Linked DNA regions of Homo sapiens: region 2 is linked to region 1. Evidence: chromatin contacts called from ENCODE Hi-C data. All regions are on one chromosome and are shown on one strand. Each heading gives the region's core, a stretch centred on a gene start or an enhancer-like site at or near the end of the contact. The rest is flanking DNA. Distances are from core to core; before and after follow the strand shown.

What was found. Hi-C counts contacts between places; a loop is a spot of excess contacts on that map. Pooled maps may share reads with other maps.
Region 2: a loop to region 1 is called in a map of naive thymus-derived CD4-positive, alpha-beta T cell, with 13 times the contacts of the local background. The contact joins the promoter of PTCH1 here to the promoter of NFIL3 in region 1. A Hi-C loop is called at or near these places in 1 of 168 maps with a recorded cell type or tissue (naive thymus-derived CD4-positive, alpha-beta T cell) and 9 of 50 pooled maps.

The regions. Positions count from the first base shown.
Region 1 is chr9:91,419,793-91,427,127 of GRCh38, forward strand. It overlaps NFIL3 (nuclear factor, interleukin 3 regulated), which reads right to left and starts at 4,040. Exons shown (of 2, transcript NM_005384.3): 1 at 3,848-4,040. LOC105376146 (synapsin-1) reads left to right here and starts at 4,241. Exons shown (of 2, transcript NR_188612.1): 1 at 4,241-6,604; 2 at 7,038-7,335. LOC124902209 (a long non-coding RNA gene) reads left to right here and starts at 1,830. Exons shown (of 2, transcript XR_007061661.1): 1 at 1,830-1,912; 2 at 2,227-2,267. RefSeq lists silencers at 3,978-4,377, 6,688-6,884.
Region 2 is chr9:95,507,386-95,515,106 of GRCh38, forward strand. PTCH1 (patched 1) reads right to left here and starts at 1,881. Exons shown (of 24, transcript NM_000264.5): 1 at 776-1,881. The coding sequence starts at 976. RefSeq lists enhancers at 1-195, 1,781-2,330, 3,284-4,047, 4,048-4,809, 4,675-5,647 and silencers at 1-36, 817-1,136, 3,411-3,850, 4,071-4,120.

The DNA of each region.
Region 1 (7,335 bases), core at 2,790-5,289:
TGCTGCTCGTGACTCTTACTGAAGCCCTGACCTATGTCGCAAGTGTAAGGGTAAACCAAATGAAAATTTGGTCAAAAGGGTCAAATATCAACAGTTTCACAGGACTGGCCTTAGTTTTCAGGCTACATATACCCCCTACAAGAGAGCTTATCTGTGGGGTCTCACCATCCACTGCTGATCTCAGACCACAAAGTTTTAGATAGAGAAATCATCCAAGCTACAGAAAATGAGTCACAGAATGTGTAAGGGAATTGGAAAAAGCTGAGCTATTAATATGGCAATTGTCACGTCATTCCTGCTACTATAATCGACTCATCTCTCTATTCCTTCAAGCAGCTCCCCAAAACATTAACCCAATGACTTGGGAAGTTTGAGGTTCTGCAATCCTGTCAGGAATTCCCCTCAAACTGAAATTAACATTGAACACGATGGCAAATTAAAAAATATATATATTATTAGAACAAAAAAAGTATCTCAAGAAAGATCTTACAGACTTAATTCCAACACGAATCCTTACTGTTACTGCGAAGAGATTTACAAAGAGAAAAATGAAGGTAAATACACACACACACACACACACACACACACACACACACACAGATTCTGGTTCCTGATCAATAACACAGGAAACATTTATTGAACTCCTCACAACCAACTAAGTCAACAGGTTTTATTCCCTCAGTTTACCCTGGAGAGTGATGGAAATCAGGACAGTGTTGGAAGATAACAAGCTGGGGCCTGGGACCCAGGGTTCTTGTGAGCCCAGGGCCTGCGCTCTTAGGATCTGTACCTCACCGAAACCTGTTCTCTAACTACTGCCTGTAACAGGAGGGAAACTGATTAGGGATAGCGGTGTAGGGTATGATGCCAAAGAAAGCAAGTTTTCGGTCAGTTTTCAACAAAGAGCAGATTGCGTTGATATGCTTCAGGAGAACATCTGTGATGTCTCCATGAATTACTGCATGGGTACAATCTTGGAAGTCTTTATGCGAGGATGAAAGTACTGTAGTTTTACAGTAGGACAGCAGCGTCTATGTGGGCGTTTAGATTTTATTTTGAACTCTGGAGATCAGTGTTCTCTCTCCTCTAGCCTTTGACCACATAAATTAAAGGTTAAAAAAAATCGGCTCAACTCAACTGGCCAAAGTCAAGCTGAGGCCTTCCTTTTAATCACTATCAATACTGGAGCGCCTCCACCCCCAATTTCTGTGGCCGGTGGACGTTTGGAGGTTTTTCTTAAGGTCTTTTTCACTTCAAGAATGGAGACGCGCTTGGTTCCGAAATACAATGAAGACTCTTGGAACAAAGGTGTCTGCAGGTTTCTGAACCTCACCGCAGAACAGGCGCGGAGTCAGGCCCCTGGATTTGCCCTGTTGGAAGGAGGGCCGCGGAGACGCAGGCGCTCCGGGTCGCCCGCGCTGCCCCTGTCTGCCCCGTGCGGGAGCCGGGGTCCCTGGCTCCCTGGCTCCCTGGCTCCCGCGGCCCGGGCGAACCCAGAGCGCACCCGTACGCCGGCCCCGGCCGGTCCCTAGCGCCCGGGCTCCACGGGCCGCGCCCCCACGCGGCGCCTCCCAGAGACCCTCCTCCCTCCGGGTGGGCGGCGCAGCGGGGCCTCGGCGCCGCGAGGACCCCCCGCGCCAGAACAAAGGAATGTGGGGAGGGGGCAGGGAGGAGCTCAGGCCACTGAGCAGCCCCAGTATAACTGCCGTTCGGAGGCGCTTCTCGGTCCCGACCCGAGGTCCCCGCCCGCCACTACCAGACCCGCCCCCAGCCCCGGATTCTCGCAGACCCCACCGGCCCGCAGGAGGGAGCGGCGCACTGGGGGCCGCACGGACTCGCCATTGGAGATCGCGATCGGAAGGTGGCGCCACGCGGCCCCTACAGGCCTGGGACTCCCACCCGAGCTCGCAAAGTAGGTCGGGGTCTGAAGCTGGGGGCCTAGAGCAACTAGCTTCTTGGAAAGCGACTGCAATTATTTGGGGTAATATACTCTGTTCCAGAGACGTCCACCCCCCACCTCCCACAAAAAAAAACCCTGCACTTAATTTAAATGTTACGTTATATATACATCCCATCATATACATATATTCACACATAATCACTATGTAACAGTCCAGGAAGAAATTTAATATTTGGGTAAATTACATATTCACACATCTTCACATAAGTAAAACCAGGGTATCCAGACAAAAAAACAATCTACTAACCTATATCTGTTTCCCATAGGTCATATCTGGTCTGGGGGTAAATAAATACTTCTGACCTCACTTACTGTTGTTATTTACAAAAGCCAAGAACAGAAGATGACACTTGGCCATTCCCTGCTGTTCTCAGAGAACAGCAGTTTCCTAAAGTGTCCTTTAAAAACATAAATGGGAGCCAGCATCCAGCAAATCACCGGGCGCTGCGAAATGCCTTCCTAAAAATACAATCTTATCAAAGGTCTCCGAAGGCGTGGAGTTAAAACTACAGCAAATGGCCTTGAACTTGTATTTGCACACAGCCCTGGAGAAAACACCAGAAATAGCACTGCGAGGCCACAATTGTTAAAATGTGATAGGGCTAAATTTAGAAGAACGTGCGTTTCATTTAGGGCAAAAGACACACATTCGGCAGCATGAGCAAACTCCATGCTTACCCGGTTGTCTACTTTCCTGTTTAAAATATCCTTAAGGAAAAAAAAAAAACTGTTATAGTGACATTCTTAAAGGCTGAGACTGTCCTACTTTCTTTGTAGCAAGATTATAAAATCACGTAATTAGCTCCCTCTCTCTATGCTCACTGCCAGCAAATTCGGCAGTTACATAATGCAACATTTCCAGGAAACTATTATGTGATTTGTCTTGTCGTGTCTGAAAAAGCAATGACAATAAGGTGAGAAAAAGGGCTGATCGAATGGAATGCATTAAAATTAGGAAGGTGGGGAGGTAAACGTCACAATGGTTCGTCCCAGATTTAAAAATAACAGCTGAGAACATTGAAAGGGCGAACCCCAGTAGTACCCAAGATCAGAATTCAATGCGAGCAATTCTTGCTTTTAGGTTTTGTAGTATCGTTTTAAAACCTGTTTATTTGGGACGTAATATAGACGTAAATAACGATCTAATATCCAACGCTGCGCCTCAATTACCAAATCATTGCACACATACGCGCATATTCCCACATCAGCCCGCAATTCTTGCCAACATTTCACCGTGGGCAGATTATGCAATGTATGAAAGGACAAATCCCACAACCTTCCCGAGGGCTTGTAAAACACGCTGACGACAAACAGGGTGGAAAACGTCTGTGCAGACACAGCCCCTGACACAAACAAACGCCGCGCAGGCATTCTCCGAATGCCGTCACCGTTCACGCTACCAACCCTTTTTCTCACCAAGCAAATTAAGACTATTCCCCATTCCTCAACCCCCCATTCCTCTCCCCCCTACGCCGCCAGCCCCAGAGAAGGAACGAGAAAGAAAGACACTAGAGAGGAAAGAGCATCTTCCCGCTCGGAGAGGGCTCAGCCTGCCTGGCGCTCTTCTTTACCAAAACATCAATTTTCCTGAAATCAGGAGACATTATGCAACAGCAGCGGGGGGAGAGCGCAAACCAGCCAGGACTACGTGCCGGCGCGAAGGCGCTGCAATCAAAGCAGCCACCTTAAGGTGGCGAGTCCCATCCTGACAAGGCAGCAAAAGTTTATGTAATGAATGCCCCGCGCGCACTCGCCGCCGCTGGCGAGCCCAGCTTACAGCCCGACCCCGCACACAGCGCGGCCCGCACCCCGCGCCCGCCCGCCCGCCCGCAGCGCGCCCTGGGAGCGGTCGCCGGGCCCCCGGCCGGCGGTGGGCGGAGCGCTTACCGTGTTCCTGCTCTCGGGCCGGCGAGGAGAAAGAAAGGGGCGGCCGGGAGTCGGGCCGCCGGCGCTCGGGGCTCGGGCCGGGCCGGGCCTCCGGGGCCGCGGCGGGAGGCGGGCGGCGGCGAGGGCGCGGCGCGGGAGGCGGGCGGGCGCGCCGGGTCCGCGGGCGCCGTGGCCGCGCGGAGAGATGTGTGTTAGTAGGTCAGTTCCGAGCGCCGCGCTACGTCGCCGCCCGCCAGCCCCGCGTGACTGGCGGCCGCGGCCCCAATCGCCGCGCCCGCACCCGCCCCCGGCCCGCCGCCAATGGCCGCGGCCGGCAGGGGCGGGCCGGGGCGGGCACTCCGCGGCCCCGCCCCGCCTCCCCGCCCTCAGCTCCCCCTCCGCGGCGGCGCCACTACCAGCTCGCGTCCCTCCCCGGCCAGGGCCACCGCCGTCCGAGCGCCCGCGAGGGCTGGCGCCCCATTCCCGGCGCAACGAGTGTTGCGCAACGGCCCACGCGGCCGACACGACCGGAGCGAGCCTGCGGAGGAGCCCGGGAGCCCCCCGTCCCACCGCCCCGTCCGCTCTTGGCTCCCTTCACCCTCCCGGTCGCCGCGGTGGCTCTGCGCTCCCCGCGACCCTCACTTGCTCGCAGAGGCGCTTTTTGTCTTCCTGAGAGCCGCAGCCTGCTGGGCTACCTGTTGCCGACTGAGCACTGCGGGTTGCGGCTACCCGGGCGTGGCCCGGACCTCGGCCTCCCCTTCCCCGCACACTCCCGAGAGGAGCCCTCTACCTTGGGGTGGGCAGGAGGGAAGGCGGGGGGTGGCGGCTGGCAAGCTGCCAACACTCGGGGCGCGCTGCGGCGGGGAAGGGGTTGGCGCGGCCGGGCAGCTGCGCAGGGCTGCGCGGCGGAGGCAGCGATTAAAATGTCCCGGCGCCTCTCCCGAGAGCCGCGACGGCCCGGAGCCGGGAGGGAAAGCTCCACGCACAAACACCGCCCCCTGCACAATTAGGGCGAAGATGACGGCTGCAAAGTTGTTGCGTAACACGACTGGGAAACGAGGCTCGCTGAGGTCCATCTACCCACCCCCGCCACGCGGGTGCGGCGTTCCTCGGAGGATGTGAAGGTCCGCGCTCGGGTGCCCCCGCTGGGACGCCCACTGTCGTTTGGTGCTGGGGCTTGAGACGACCGCGCGGGATCTCTTCCTGTGATTTTGAGCTGATAGCTGCTTAGTGTTATTTCTGCGTCTAACTGGATACGGTAGTCTTCTCTCCCAAATTCCCGGGCTACGGAAGAGACGTAAAAAAATGGAAAAAAGAGCACCTAGCCGCGACTTCTTAAGTCGTCGCGCTAGACTGTCAAGGCACGTGGCACACTCCCTGCGTTTACCGATACACGGATAGTGGTCAGTGCTGGCCTTGGCGAAGGGAGCCATGTTCCCGACAGTGACTCACAGGCTTGCCCAAATACGGAGTGTGGCAGGTGGGCAGGACCTCCACCAGCCAGCTCCCTCCTGGTCTCCTTGAACTACGTGGGGGCTGGGCCGAGTGCCTCCACGACTTTCCACTTCTTTTTGCTCCTTTCGTTTTTAAAAAGCAAAAACCAAAGTAAAGAGAAGAGCAGAGTGAACACCCAGGTACCATCCCTAGTGTCTGCCATGAGCAGCAGATCTATCTACTCGCCAAGATTGTCTTTTCTACCTTTCCCCTTCTTGCACAGTTAATATCATAATAACGCAAGTCATATTTAAAAAATTTTTATCACCTATCAGTTGAGTTTTTGGAAAGCCTTCCAGGGCAGCGTTGTGGTTTTGAACGCACTCTTGTTCGTGATTTATCTGGTAGTACAGCTCTGCTGACAAGGCTCTGAAAACTCAGACGTACAATATGGGCTTAGCGTGTTCCCCGACACCATCTTCCCGGTGCTGACTAATGCAAGAACCACATCCCCTCCACTACACATTTTCCAAACTTGACTACCTTCATGAGAACAAATCCTGATTTTAGTTTATAATTTCCACTTTTCTCATACATATATAATAATTCAAGATGTGGTCTTACTATGTTGTCCAGGTTGGCCTGGAACTCCTGGGCTCAAAGGATCCTCCGGCCACAGCCTCCCTGGTAGTGGAATTACAGGCGCATGCCACTGTGCCTGGCCACTTTTCTCAAATTTACTGATAGTTTCCTTTTTGCCCAAACCTTACAATGCTTATTTGTAGCTTTGAGAACCTCTCTTAGATGAAATCAAAATCATATCCATATTAGTTGCCTTTTTGGGGTCAGAAATGCAGCTATTGTCTAGAAATCCAGGGCTGTCCTGCATAATCTACCCTCCCCTTCACGTGTTCTGACCTTGTTCTGCATTTTGAATAATTTCATGGAATTTCAAAGCCGTTGTAGTAAATGTCTTTCTTTAAAGACAACTCGACCTTCAAGACAGGTAAAGAACGTGCCTGGAGCCACCCCAGGCAGTGATGCTGGAGGAGTTCTCTCAACCTGGAAACTTATTCTTTATGCTGAATTTTGAAATCGAATGCTCCTATATTTACTTGGAGTATTTTAGATTGTGTATGTATTATATCTGTGCATCATTCATTGTTACCATCTAACTTGGAAATCAGAGGAAGTGTGAAAGGTATCTGAGATACCAGCTTAGAAAACAACTCTTTAGCTCCTCCTGGTGATTAGGACACCACTAAACAACAGGATGAAGGATCTGTCCCCAGGGCCGAAGTGATGATGTATCTAATATTATATCCTAGAACATTCACAGAGTAGGTAAGTATTTGCAGATTAACTCGAGTAAATGGAGCATAAAAACCTAAGATATTTGAAACAAATTAACCAGGGTGGGGAGGCTTCTAGGAAGACATCAGCATGTGCCTGATGGTGGAGCTGGGCTGTAAGGTTCTCAGGAGGAGGAGGAAGGGGTTCTTGCTCTCAGCAACCTCTCAGTGCTAGGGGTGGATTGAGGGCAGGGGCAAGGGAGGAGGTGCCTGGACAGGGATGAGAACTACCAGCAGAAGACAATCAACCACATTCTAATTCATTTTATTATACTGCCAACATGGTTTCTGACTAAGCAAATATAAGAGCTATAGCTTGAGAACAGAATGACTAAAACAGTGACTTCTCCTTACTAAAATGGGAATTAATAGGAATTTGTAATTTAGTAACAACTTAATTTAATATAGTAATAATTTTTCTACAGCTGCAGAATGTCTTGAGCTGGAACATCCCCAAGAGGCCATATATATATCCCAGGGATTTTACAGTGGACCTCACTAGGCCGGAGTAACTGTAAAGTCAGATGGATAATGAGAATTCAGGACGTTAGCCACACGTGGACTGTGGCAAAAAGAAAGTGACCCACTGAAGAAGACTGTTTTTCAGCTCTCTCATCAATTGCTGTTTCCAGGAGCCCACAGCTCCAATTACTCAAAAGAACGTTGACTTTTTTTTTTTTGGTAAAATATCCTGATTTTCAGGTTAGGCAAGCAATTCATTAA
Region 2 (7,721 bases), core at 631-3,130, 4.1 Mb after region 1:
CCCGGCGGGCCCCCGTCTGGGTGCTCGCCTTCCCTGGATTCCACACATTTCAGCGAGCCTCGTAAACACAATGAACCCGGCAGCTCCGCAGACTCGCACCGCGAATTTAAGGTGGCAATTTGTTTACAACTTTTCCTCCCCCGACCAGGCCCTAAGGAGAGGCGGCTCAAAACCTGGAAAACGGGGGGGATATCTTTTTCCGAGAATAATTTTTTAAGGGAGCAGAGATTTCATGCTCAACAAAACCAAAACTGGCTGCCAAAAAAGGAAACCACCTTTATTTCGGCTCCCTCCCCCCTTCCTCTCTCCGCCTCTCTCCACTCCGCCTCCCCCTCCAAGATGTTAAGAAATGTGGCAGCCGTACAGGAGTTTAGGCTGCAAATAGGGGCAGGGGCGCAGGAGGAAGAAGTTCAGGGCAGGGGGCACGGGGCAGGACAGTGCCGCGGCCGCCCTTGAGGTGGTCCGCCGTGGACGGCTTTCCAGTGCTCCGGAAAAGGCACACCAGGGAGGGCGTGTGTATACACACACACACACGCACACACACACACCTCCACCCCCTGCGGACCTCAGACAGCCCTTTCCTCCCAGGACCAGAGGGAGGGTTTGAATTTTTCAATCCCCATTTGTCTGCTGCTTTTCCTGGAGAGGTGTGAGTGAGTGTGTGTGTGTGTGTGAGAGAGAGAGGAAGAGAGTGTGTGTGTTTGTGTGTGGCGGGGGCGATCCCAAAGAGTTAGAGGAGGGAAGAGAAAGTGGGAGGAGAGAGTCTGAAATGCACCTTGGAAATCTGCTCCAGAGCGAAGGCGGCGTCGCAGTAGCTGGGCCGGTGCAGATAGTCCCGGTCCGGCGCGGCAGCACGGCGCAGCCCCCCCGTCCGTCTGCGCCTCCCGCCTCCAGCCGGCCGTCCCGGGGCACCGATACAGCCGCTGCCGCCGCCGCCGCGGTCCTGGGGCTCGGCGGCGTTACCAGCCGAGGCCATGTTGCCGCCGCCGCCGCCGCCGCCGCGGGGACGGAGGCTTCCCGGGCGGCCCGGCGCGCTGCTGCCGCTGCTGCGGGCTCCTGGCGCGCCTGGGCGCTCGGCTTGCGAGGACGCTGCTGGCCGCAGGCTGCTCGGGCTCGGGCTCCGGTTGACAGACCAGCCGCTGCTGCTGCTCACACGGCGGGCGCTGCTGCCGCTGCGGCCGCGGCCGCTGCCGGGGAGTCAGACCCTGCGCCTTCCATTGCCACATTGCGCGGGGGTCCCGAGGTCTCTGCGGCCGCCGCTGCCCACATCCAGTTCGCGGAAGAGCGAGAGCCGGCGCGCCGAGCGAGCCTGTCCTTCGGGCGCTTCCGCGGCACTCCTTGCGGTCCCCAACTCCCCCTACCCGCCCCCCGCCCCGCGCCGCGACCCCTTCACTGCAGAAAGAGCCAGCGAATCCCCGCTGCTCCCGCCGGCCGCGCTGGCTCTCTCGGCGCCTCCCGGGTCGCCCGAGCGGCCGCGGAGGGCAAGCGCAGAGCCGCCGCCGCCGCGGGGTCCGAGGGTGCCCGGCGGGTCTCAGCGCTGCCGGGCCCGGGCAGCCGCAGCTGCCGCTGCTCCCGCGGTGGCTGCTGCTGGCGGTGGCGGCTCCAGGAGCTGCTGCTCGGGCTGCTCGGGCTCTGGCTGCTGGGTTCGCGGTGGCTGCTCGGTCCCGGACTCTGCTTTCTTGTGCTCCTCGGCAACCCGCTGGACCATTCTGTCCCCGTGCAGCGCGCCTCTCTCGCTCCCGGGACCTGGGGACTCCGCTCTGTGTGTGTGCAGCGGGCAGCGGCCGCAGCAGCTCCTTGATTCAATAGATGAGATGGAAGAAGAAAAAAAAGAACTCTCTCCATTTGGAGAAAGAAGAGGAGGAGGGGAGGGGAGGGGGTGGAGGGGGAGAGAGCGAGCGAAAGAGAAAAAGGCTGGAGCTCCCGCCCCCGGGGCTGTCAGATGGCTTGGGTTTCTGCGACGCGATTGGCTCGCGGAGGGCAGAAATTACTCAGCAAACATGACTATTATTAGCTGCTTAGCAACAGCTCACCAAAGTAGAGAGACCACCCAGGTAGGCAACCCAGTGTGTGCATCCTCGGCTTCGGGGCAGCCTCTGAGAGCGCCAACCTTCTCGCATGCAATACTTCCATTAAGGAATGCTCCCCCTCCTTTCTCTCTTATTCCTTTTCTTTTCAACAGTGTCTTCTTTTTGTGGGATGCCTTTGCGCGCACACACGCGCGCGCACGCACACACACGAACATTTGCCTCGCGGTAGACACGGGGGGAAATGTAATATTTTTTTAAGCGCTTAAACAATTTCTGAAATTCCTCAAAGAAAAGCCTTTCAGAGGCACCTTGGCCTCAAGCTGCAGCAAATACTGGGAGGTCCGGCTCGCATTCCCAGGCCTGCACCAATAATGACAGCGTGCTGGATAGTGCGCCAGTGTGTGCCAGATTTTTTTTTCCTCTTCTCTTTTCTTTTATAACTAAAGGGAAGACTTAGGCTCTTGCAGGGAACAACGCCTCGCATTAAGATAAACAGAATGGAAAGTTAAAGAGGAAAGCAAGGACGTTGGGAAAAGCCATCTTTCTTAAAATCCGTCTGCCCCCCAGCCGCTTTCTCCCCCCAACTTAAAAAAAAAAAAAACACAGTCTTGGTTTGAAGGAGTCAGTGTTCTATAAACGTGGAATCCAGACACCGAAGCAGTCTTGTAGAGGCAGAGGCGTTTTTATTTGAATCTCGAATGTGACATAAGTAAAAGAGAAACAACAGAATCTTTTTTTACAACTTAGAGAAACGGAATTGTTTCCTTGAGAGAGTAAAGTTTTCCTGATTATTTTGGGTTCATTTGTACACCCCTTTTTATTAACCAGATGTTTATATAGTCAGTATTTTTTTTTACAAAACTCGGTATGCATGTTATATTTAATAATAGTATGACGTAGGAGATTATAAATGCCCCGATGCTGGATTCATTGAAAACAAACTGTGCGCGGATCGCGAGGATTCGTCCCGACACCGCGTCCAGTGTCACCAAGGCATCCCGGGGATTCGCTTCCCGCGGAGGGGGAAAACACGCGACCCTTTGAGGTGGATTCTGGAGCCAGACACGTCTACACAACTAGGCTTTTTATTTAAAAAAATTTTTGTTTTCGGAAAGTGGAATGTGTTTTTCTTACGTTTCCAAGTTATTACGTTCCTCCCTGCGGTAGGAACCCGACCCGCAAACCCTTGATTTGCTTCACTTTATTTTTTTTTTTAAACGGGGTTGAACTGCAGAGGGACTGGCAGTAGCGAGAAGTCTAGTGAAGTCGTGAAATGGGGCGGTGTGGCTTTAAGATGCGCACGGTGTATGTTCATTGAAAAAAAAAGAAGAAAGAAAGGAAAGGAAAGAAAGAAACCCAGATGGAGGGAAAGGGGGAGGAGCAGGGAGAAGGCGGAGCTCCGGTGGCCACGTGACCCCGCGCCAGGAGGCCCGGTGCGCGCGCGCGCCCGGCTCCCGGACTCCCCGCGCCCGCGCGGCCGGGGCAGAGTAGGTAGGGAGGCGGATGCGCCGGGCCGGCTCCGGGCCTCCAGCGCGGTCTCCCGAGAGCCCAGGCGAGGCGCGCGCCCAGCCGGCGCGGACGGACGTGCCGGACGCGCCGTAGTACATTCCTGAAGGCGGACCGGCCCCCTTACGCTGCCCAATGCCCGCGCCGCCTCCCCGCGACCGGCCAATGGTCGCGCTCACGAGTCCCTGCCCATTCAGCGGCCCCGCGCTGGCTGCCCGGGCGCGCTGGGGGCTGCGGCGGGGCGCGCCGGCCACCGGGGCGGTCCACGCGGCTCCCGCAGGGGGCCCGTCCGCCGGCTCTCCCCGCCCCCTTCCTTCCTCCCCGGCGGTTTCCCCTCCCCGCTTCCTTCCTTCGGCCTGCGCCTTCTCCTTCCTCCCTCGCCCCGCTCCCTCCCTCAATCTCCCCTCCCCCACCAGCCTGGCCACCTTCCCTCCAGCCTCTCCTCCTCCCCGGCTTCAGGGGGAGGCCCTTCCCCCGACCCCCTAACCCGCAAACCGTATGCGGTGCCGGGGTCAGGGCGGGATGTCCCGAGGAAGAGAGGGAGACGGGGTGGAGGTGTTTGGGGGCGTTCGCGGGATCCGGAGGGGGACCTGAGCACCGGGCCAGCGCGGAAATTCAAAACTCAGACCGCTTAAGGAGCACGTGATTTTGTGAGTGCCTCAGGGAAGGGCTGCGGAAACTCGGAAAGCAGGCGGGCAGCATGCGAGGAAAATGACACTGAGTTGATAAAGAGCTCAGACGGCTCCACACATTGCCAGTTTCATCTTTGAGTACGATCCTGATGTTTATTAGGTTTGATAAATAGCACAAAACAGGAAAAGAGGTTTACTATTCTAGCTTTTCTTACTGAATGGTTATGCCGACACTTCAAGTCGAACCATTGTGTGTTTGCTTCTGGAAATTGCTTTTTAAAAACTGGGGGAGGGGGGTAGTACCCCTAGTTTTGCATGTTAGCCTTTTTATATTTCAAGCTTGCTGGAGGGCAAGGAACCATATAGCCAAAGACACGTTGCTATGTTTGTCTTTTCAAACTTCTCCACCACGTTTTGGCCCAAAACTATTAGTGTTTCGTCTCAATCTTTTACTAGAGGGATTTCAGTATAGCTTGTTTGGAAGAAGGAATTCTGGAAGGAAATGGTAAGCTGTGTGCCCGTAATGGATCCGCCTCACTCTCCGCACGCGGCTGCATGTCCTCTGGTTCCGGCGGCTGCCACATGCACGTCATTTCAGTGGCAAAGCCTCTTCCACTCAGGCCCATATCCCTTAGTTTGACTTAATTCCTAAACGTTTTGAACATTGATCCCCGGAGCTTTCAGTGCCCTGAGCCCCCTCGCCCGCTGTTTGATGGGTTAACTTTTCAGCATCTCAGACAATGGTCCCGGCCTGTAAATTCTACCCGTGGGTTCCAGGACGCACTCCGGAGCCTCGGCTCTAACGAGCGCTATCTTAATCTCCCCACCCCCCACCCGCCGCTTCCCCTGTGGTCTGCTTTTTTCATACTTAGAGATGAATTACTTTGAGGATCTAATTGGCCTTGTTTCTGTAACGTTTTAAGAAAGGGAAGAGGAGCCAGTGTAAAAGCCTGCTCGACTTGGGTGGTCAGGGCTGAGGCTGCCCCCAATTTGCCTCATTGCTGATGCATGCGAGTGCGACATTCCCAGCGATAATGTTGTTCCTAATCAATCTGCCCTTATTTACATTTGTAAGCATTGTCGGCTTTAATATGCATGCCCTGTGCAGGGGACTGCTGTGCCACACCGGGTTTGTTAACTTCAACTAACCACAAGGATTCCACAGATCTGAGATGCAGACTGGGGCAGCCAGACCTGCTAAGGTGTCCTCCGGGAAGACAGTCCCTTTAAATGGCCCTTCTGCCTCTGGCACCCCTTGTGACAGTTACCAAATAAAAATAAGTGAGAACTTGGGGCCTTATCAGCCAGCAGGAGTTGCCAGCCTTTATGAAGCAACAGCTGAGTGTTCCATTTCCCCTTTCCAAGTAAAGTTCATCTCAATGCATAAATTGTCATTTTGGTCTCCCAGTCATGATCCAAGACTTCTCATTGGAGTGTGTAGTTTTCAAAGCAGATGCCTTAAGCTCTCCGGATTCCCTCACATCTCCTCCCTTCTCTGTTCCAATACTACAAATATCCATGGCCACACCACACACATTTCAAAAATGACATCAGATTATCCAAATGATGACAATGAAATAAAACATCTGCCCTTTGTGTTGGGATGTTCCAATGGTAAGCAATTGTGGAAGCCAGACTTGGTGGAGTTATGAAAAACCACAGTGAGATTTAACTTTTCACTGGTTTCTCAGATCAAACCAAATGAGTCTTTAAAATCCAATGTAATTTGGCAAGTTTTGCAGAGTATAAATGAATAAAGGGGTTAATGTATTCCAGTAATTTGACCCTGGGGCCATTTATAATTTTGTCTACTGAGTTTAATACTCTTCCAGAAATACAAGGAATTGCAAACATGATTTTAAGTCCTACAGTATTTTTGTTGAGAGGGTCGGATGGAGAGAGGAATTGGGGATTTGATGCAATATTCTTTTACTGCATGGGGAGCCCAGGATACAGGATGTGAGTGATGGTCAAGGCAGGGCTTCAGCAGTTCCAAGCAGGTACCTTGAATATGAGTTGAGTCGACTCAACTCAAGCCAATGTGCCACCATCCACCACATTTTCTTGGCTCCCTAAGAATGCCTTACTATTTTCTCATTGGCAGCTTTTGTATATTCTTAAAAGGTGATGGTAGAAAATGAGTCTAAAAGGTTTCAGGGAAGTCGGGGACGGGGTGGGGGGAGATTCAGCAGCTACAAAATTTAAAACTACTGGGCTTGACTCCCCTCCCCTACTCCCTTCCACCTTCTGTTTCCTCCCCTTATTTACCCCCTCCCCAGGCTGGAGGAAAGGGAACAGCTCTAGCCAACTTGTCAAAATAATGCTGCTAATTACCCCTGATCTCCTTTAATGGGAAGCTGCTCCTAACTCCACAAAGGAGTAAATGAGGGGTCTACAGCACAAACCCGGGAGCACTGGCATTTTTTGAGCTTACAGTGAGCTGGGGGTGGGGAAAGCGGCAGAGGGGAGTGTCCTGAGAAGGTCCCAGAAATCTCCACATTGATTACTCCAGGTCTAAATACTAGCTTGAAAGGGGAATTAGACTTTATGTATTGCCAAAAGCTATTGGTATTCTCTTGCTAAGCATGTCACCAACTGCTGAATGTTCAGAGCCTACTATGAACTTGAAAGAAAACAGAGCATTGACCCCTGCATTGATCCCTCTCTCTCCAAATATATTCTTACCCACATTGCTTTCCTCTCATGGATAGAGATGTATTCCTACAACACCCAGACTTTGAACATGTTTTGCATCCTTCCCTCTCCTCGCCTCTCCCTGTCTAATATATCTCTATCAAGCTTTGCGTTTGCTAGGAGGCACACCATTCATTTCAGTGATCTCTGCTATTGGGTCCTGCATGAAAAAGAAGCTGAGCAACATGATCCCTTTGACCCACTGCTGGAGCAACAAATTTATCAGAAATATAGGCATGAGAAATGAAAGGGAAGTAAAACAATTCCAGCTTATTGTGTGTCTTTCTTTCATACTGCTAATCCGGTTTACACATCACGCCTACACGTCTCAATAGGGCATTATACACTGTGGCAGAGGCTGGAGAAAATAAAAGGTGTGTGTGTGTGTGTGTGTGTGTGTGAGAGAGAGAGAGGAATGAGGATAAAAACGGGAGACATATTTTAATCCACATTGATTAACCTCATCAGTTTATCTATCTGTAGAAAGTTGAAGATAATTTTGTAAAACAGCCTTTTTCTTTTCAGAAAATAATTCCAAATGGTTCTAAGTTTTGTTCAAATAGCTTCAAAGATTATGACTACTTTATAACCAGAAATTAGATACACCACTCACAGTGAGTTTGAAATGAAGCTAATACCCCAAATTGAGAATGGCGGGGCCTATTGATGTCTACCTTGATTCAACATTTTAATTGAAACAGATCATGGACTCAAAGGCATTTTATAGCCTTGTGGAAGGAAGCTGGGTGACAACTGGAACACACATAAACTCACAATCGAAAGCCCCTTGTTTTACAACTTGGGCACTCCATGCACCTGAGGCAACAATTTATCCGGAGTACCACCCAGAAATTTTAAG